Linked DNA regions of Homo sapiens: region 1 is linked to region 2. A link is a contact called in ENCODE Hi-C data. All regions are on one chromosome and are shown on one strand. Each heading gives the region's core, a stretch centred on a gene start or an enhancer-like site at or near the end of the contact. The rest is flanking DNA. Distances are from core to core; before and after follow the strand shown. Region 1 overlaps AK7 (adenylate kinase 7). Region 2 holds the start of LINC02299 (long intergenic non-protein coding RNA 2299).

What was found. Hi-C counts contacts between places; a loop is a spot of excess contacts on that map. Pooled maps may share reads with other maps.
Region 1: a loop to region 2 is called in a map of A673, with 4 times the contacts of the local background. The contact joins the enhancer-like site here to the promoter of LINC02299 in region 2. A Hi-C loop is called at or near these places in 1 of 168 maps with a recorded cell type or tissue (A673), 8 of 37 single-sample maps with no recorded cell type and 8 of 50 pooled maps.

What each region holds. Positions count from the first base shown.
Region 1 is chr14:96,422,698-96,425,736 of GRCh38, forward strand. The region is part of intron 5 of AK7 (adenylate kinase 7); the gene reads left to right. It also overlaps the pseudogene PEBP1P1. Among named protein-coding and RNA genes, the nearest start is that of AK7, 32 kb to the left of the region's middle. Within about 2 kb of position 1,478, at least 2 of the 41 ENCODE cell types and tissues checked have a DNase peak (open chromatin) inside an H3K27ac peak, as active enhancers do.
Region 2 is chr14:96,739,924-96,742,981 of GRCh38, forward strand. LINC02299 (long intergenic non-protein coding RNA 2299) reads left to right here and starts at 1,268. Exons shown (of 4, transcript NR_146552.1): 1 at 1,268-1,288. RefSeq lists an enhancer at 934-1,434 and a silencer at 1,770-1,819.

The DNA.
Region 1 (3,039 bases), core at 228-2,727, 320 kb before region 2:
TCTTTACACAATTCTGCATGCAATTTTGTATTTACAATAGTCAGGAGCATTTCATCTTTTATTCTGTAGCAATAGTTTCAGGGGGTCGCCCTATAGCAGCAAAATTCATCATTTTGACATGTCCATTATAAAATTATTTTATTTCTCTTGCCTTTCTTCAGAATAGATGATGGGAATGCCCTGACAATGAATAAGTAGTGACAGCTGAAAAATTATGATGATGATGATTTTTCATTCAGGGTTTTTATTTTTATTCAACTATCAGCAAACAGCAGAATTAACACAACATTCAGCAACTCCAGACCAGCTTTTCTTACCCCCATGAAGAGCAATCAATTTGACAGACACAGATGTAGGGATTCCTGATAAGCGGTCAGCTAGTACTGCTGCCCATCTACAGGGCCATGCCCCAACAACAGCAAAGCCACTCTCCCTACTCCTTTTTCCAGGATTGCTCTTTAAAGGGACCAGAGTGAGATACTGACGCCTATTAAGGCAACTGAGAGGCCCGTGTTGGGGCTGAGCCTCATTGCGAGCCTCTGGTTGTCTAGCGATGGTGCCATAAAAACACACTGCTACAGTTCTGGTCTCAGGATCACAAAGGCAGAGGCAACCAATCCTTATTTATTTATTTTTAACCTCCCTTAAAGATTCTTTGATGCTTTGCTCTATTACTGTAGACCTGGTCTATTTCTGCCAAATTTTTTCTTTAAATTCTGGGTTGCTATTTTCATAATAACAATTTGATGACCCCATCACAATACCAAAATATCCCCCAAAATGAAGTTCAAAATTGATCAAAACATAAAACAGAGTGAGTGACTAGAATGATAAAGGCCAGGCAGCAGGAAAAGTCACCCTAAGCCACCATCTCAGTGCTCAGGTCTTGTCTGTCCAAAGGGGAGTGGGAAGAGGAGAAAGCTATGGTACATGCAGCACTGAACTGGAGAACACAGCTCGGGGCCTCCAGGACGGTTCAGGTCGCCGAGCTGCCCCCTACTTCCCAGACAGCTGCTCCTACAATTTGGGCACATAGTCGTCCCACTCGGCCTGGTAACACGTGCCGGCCACCGGGACCCCGAGCGCGTACTTTTTACGGGGGGACGCCACCTTGAATTTGCCACGGTGGTCTCCGGAGCGGTTGCTGAGGATGGGCTCGTCACATTTCAGCGGCCTGTGCCTTGGGAGACCCCGAGCCCACATAATCCGGAGAGGACTGTGCCACTGCTGATGTCACTGCCCTTCATGTGGACCACCAGGAAATGATGCCATTCCCTGTATTGGGGATCCTTCCTGCTTGGAGCATCCGGGTCTGTCAAGACCCAGGTGTAGAGTTTCCCTAAATCAAGACCATCCCACGAAATGCTGGTGGGTCTGTTCTTCACCTGGGTGGGATCGGGCACGGTGCTCCGCTCGTCCACCGCCACCCCGTGCAGGTGACATGCAGCGGGTGCTGCGGCTGTTCGTCCACTTCCTGAAGGCTCCAGGGCCCGGACCGCTGTCTGAGGTTCACCCGCGTGGCGGGGCCGAGCGGAGCGCGCAGCCGGGAGTGCCGCGGGAGGCCAGGCGCCGGCGGCAGCGGCGACACGGGGGTCTCCGCCAGCTGAAAAATTACAGAGGGCTTACTGTGTTCTCAGTATTTTACTCATGGTATCTTATGTCATCTGTGTTTTACTCGTAGTATCTCATGAGTTCTCAGTGTTTTACTCATGGTATCTCATGTCATCTTCAAGAGTCTCATAAACAATTCCCAGAATTCTGTGAGGTAGGTACTACTATCATCCTCATATAACTTGGAGAAAACCCCAAACCCTCTGAAAGTGTCATTACATTGTTCCCATTAGTGGAAGACCAGCGCTAAGTGAACGCTAATAATAGTTCTAAGATGACACCTAGTGGTCTCGGAGGATATTACCATAGGAACTTCGGTCCTATAAAAAACACTTTACCAATACAAACACTGTGAGCATCAAACATTGGAAGAAACAACAGGAAATTAGGAATTCTAGCCCTTTTTCTGTCCATTAACTTATGACCTTAGCCGTGTTATTAAACTTCTGGGCTTAAAATAAGTAAACGGGCTAGATTAGATGGTTTAAATTTATTCCAGTTCTAAATTCCATAACTATGTTATTTTATTGGAACCCGTGATTTCTTGATCATTTATGTTTAATTTACAGGTGGAAAATGTATGCTTACACATATAAAGCTGATTTAACTGAATAACAGTCTAAAATGAGAAATATGATCATATTAATATATTTTTATTACAAAACCTTACACTTGTCATTTAAATAATAAAATCAAAATTTCGTTGTAAAAATCTATTATTTTTATCCCCAACTTTCTTACTCACTCTTTTCTACACCATTAATAAGATTGATTTGGCCAATTTGGTCATCCCAATGATCTTTTTTGATCAGTGATGCTAATGTTTTTATCTGGGAGATAGACCCTTGAAAATAATCATTTAACACATTCATTTAACTAATGTCCAGTTAGATCCGATTATGGCCCAGGCACTGTGATGAGGAGCTGCCCTCACAGCCATCGATAAAGCAAACACAGTCTATGCACTCCAGAGGCTGGTTGTCAAGTGGTTTATCTACTGTTATCACATCCTCAGCCAGCACATTCATATACAAGATTACATACACAAAAGGTAGACTTCTATTCAGTATTTTGAGGCAAAAGAGGAGACCCTAATAATTATACAAGTTGCCAAAATAGTCCTGAATTGCCTGATACCAAAATTGCTTTCATCTTTTAATGAGTCACACTGATTTTTTTTTTTTTTTTTTTTGAGACAGAGTCTTGCTCTGTTGCGTAGGCTGGAGTGCAGTGGCATGATCTCGGGTCACTGCAACCCCTGCCTCCCAAGTTCAAATGACTCTCCTGCCTCAGCCTCCTGAGTAGCTGGAATTACAGGCATGTGCCACCACGCCTGGCTAAATTTTGTATTTTTTAGTAGAGACAGGGTTTCACCATGCTGGCCAGGCTGGTCTTGAACTCCTGACCTCAGGTGATTCACCTGCCTCG
Region 2 (3,058 bases), core at 18-2,517:
GAAAAACTCAAAGGCCAAGGAGGCCAGGGCATGAAGTATTAAGTTGATTTTATTCGGTTTCACAGAAGGCAGTTCTGTCTTGTTGACTAGCAACATTGTGACAAATTGTTCTCGATTAAATGCTTATTATGTGTTTATTTAGCTGTTTGCCTGGAACTAGAGAAGAAAAAAAAATGTGTTACAGTGTATGGCAATATTCTATCCTTTCATAATTGTACCAGAGAAATATGGCATTTTCTCTCCTAAATTTGTACTTATTTCGGGCTCTCTCACACTCTCCTGACAAGTCTGATACTCCAGAACTTCCCAACAATAAGAGAGACCAGGGAAAACAAACAAAAAAACTTGGTTTTAATGGAAAATAAGAGAAGAAGCTAAATATAGCTCTTGACTTTCACAGAATTGTGATTCAGATCTGCTAATTTCTATTTGCCTGGGAGAAATTTTAAGAGTCTCATCGCACCCCCCCCCCCCACCGCCCCCCGCCCCATGGCCATCCCCACCTCCCTAGACTGGAGGGCCCGGAAATAATGACTGGGAAGGAGTTTACCTGTCATCTGTGACACACCCGAAAGAAAGGTTTTTCAGCCAGGGACCCAGCTACAATGCCCAGGCTGGGAACTGTGTGGTTCAGAGGTTCATAGAAGGCATTTAGGAACCAGCTTATAAAAATTAATGTTTTCTTCTTTTATAGGAAATATGCACCATTCTATTTCAGTATGGAAAAAATACGGACCTTGTCACTGATCATTTTTCATGGACTATTTATTTAGGTTTTGAGCAGCTCAGAAGCCTTTTTATTCCTTTTGAGCTCCCCTTGGGATGCTGAAGAGAATAAAGATTTCTCCCTTCCAATACCGTGCACACATTTCACTGTGGGAACTGTCACCAAACTAAACAAAAAACTGAGTCCAAGCACCTTCCACCTCGTTGGCCAAAAAAGACCCAAACGGCCCTCATATTTTTATTTTTGCTTGTGCGCCTGCGATATTAAGCAGCTAACAACAATCTGAGAATTAAGTTACCACAATTAGGAATTAGAAGCAGGTGGCATAATAATGGCGCTTTTTTCATTTCATTTATTAGCAAAAAGAGAGAGAGGAGCTTCATTTATTTTCATCAGCGCCTCAGTAAAAGCATAGCAATTTGCAACACAAAAATCATTTCAAGTACCTCAGCCTTGTGCAAACCTTTTTTTTTTTTGTTGTTGTTCCTTTAAAAGCCTTTTAAAGTTCACCACCTCCCCCGCCCAACCCCATTCTGAAAGGACGTGCGTGTGTGTGGAGAGGTGAGTACTGGTGGGATCAGACTATTTCTCCCCCAAAGCAGTTTTGGGGGTTCCATAACCCAGGGAGCGAGGTGTGGGGCATCTCCTGCCCTGCCTGCCTCCGCCTGTCTCTCATTTAGTTTTGCACCGGCTTGTTTCAGTCTTGCAAAGATTTAATGCAGGGGCAACCTCTCTCCAAATAAATAAAGTGAGCAACACCTCTTTGCATGGCACCCTCCCATCAGCCATCCGGGCCAGCGCCTCCAGCACCCCACTGCCCGGCTCCGCGGCACCCCACTGTCCAGCCCCTAGCACCCCACTGCTGGTGCCGACACCCGCAGGCCCTACGCTTTTTGCGTTTCTACCCGCCGCTCCTCGCAGACCTGGCGCGGCGCAGCAACCTTTGCGCGCCCTCTAGCGTCAGCATCGGGGATTACCACGAGCTGGCCCGCACGCCGCCGCCGCCTCCAAGCACCACCCGCCCGCGGGAGAAGCAGCCCGGGCTGCAGCAGAGGCTGGGGGGCGAGGGGGGCGAGGGGCCGAGGGGGTGCCTGGGCTCGTGCATTTACACGAAGTCCCTCCGAGACGGAGGCGGGCGTGGGTGATTTTATTGCAAACTTTGGGGAGCCCCTTCCTTGGCTGCGGCCGCCCGCTGGTGTTGCCCCCGAACCCTGGGCATGGGGCGAGTGGCCCAAGCCCGGACCCTTGGAAGTGGCGCGGCGGGGCTGCCTTTCCTCGGGTGTTCGCGGCTCGGCGCGACCCTCTCTCCCGTCTGCTCCCCGCCGCTCTGCTCGCCCCCTCCCCTCGACCAGGTTCTGGCTTTCTGGCCTGTTCCGGCCTGGGGGACTCCCTTGTCCTGTGCCTCCCCATTCTACTCTCTGTCCACATACCCCTGAGTCTCTCTTTTCTCCCTGTTTGATTTATTTTAGAGCAGCGGATCACAATTTCTGACTTCCACTTTGCTCTGTCTGCCTTTCCCCATCCTACAGCATTCTCGCCGTTTGTCTTTTTTTCTTCCCTGTAACTTTTTCTTCTCTCTCTCTCTCCCCTCCCTACCTGTCTCCCTCCCTCTCCCTCCCTCTCTCTCCCCCTCTCTCTCTCTTTCTCTCTTTTTGAGAGAGTCTCCCTCCAGGCTGGAGTGCAGTGGCGCGATTCCGGCTCTCACTGTCGGGTGCCCGCCACTATGCCCGGCTAATTTTTATATTTTTAGTAGAGACGGGGTTTTTCCATGTTGGCCAGGCTGGTCTGGAACTCCTGGCCTCAACTGATCCGCCCGCCTTGGCCTCCCAAAGTGCTGGGATTACAGGCCTGAGCCACTAGGCCCTGCCTCTTCTCTCCTTTTCTGTTTCTCAGCCTCCAACTTCATATTTCTGTTTATATTCTTTCTGCCCCCTGTTCCCCAGGGAGTTTCACAGAAGAGCCACAGGCCTCTAGCATAGTCATCTAGAATGCCAGCCACCTCTTTTCCGTCCAGCGTCTTGGAATTAGTCTCCACTGGATCTTGCTGCCTGAGCTTCTGGTCTGCAGGGTGACAGGTGCCTTCTGCAGCCCCCTCAGGCCAGGCTTGTTTTTGTTTGTCCTTTGCTTTATAAACACAGACAAATAGCCGTTTATTTGGAATTCACTGTCCTCATTGAAGAGGTGGCATTAGGTGAGTGTAGGAATGGTGATGGGGATGGGATACCAGAGTCCAGAAGGCCGTGGTCACGGAGAATCCTCCACAAGCTCCCAGAGTTTGGACTTTCCAGGACAGCCTTGCATCTTCCCTGCCGATCGGGCAGCCTTGGAACC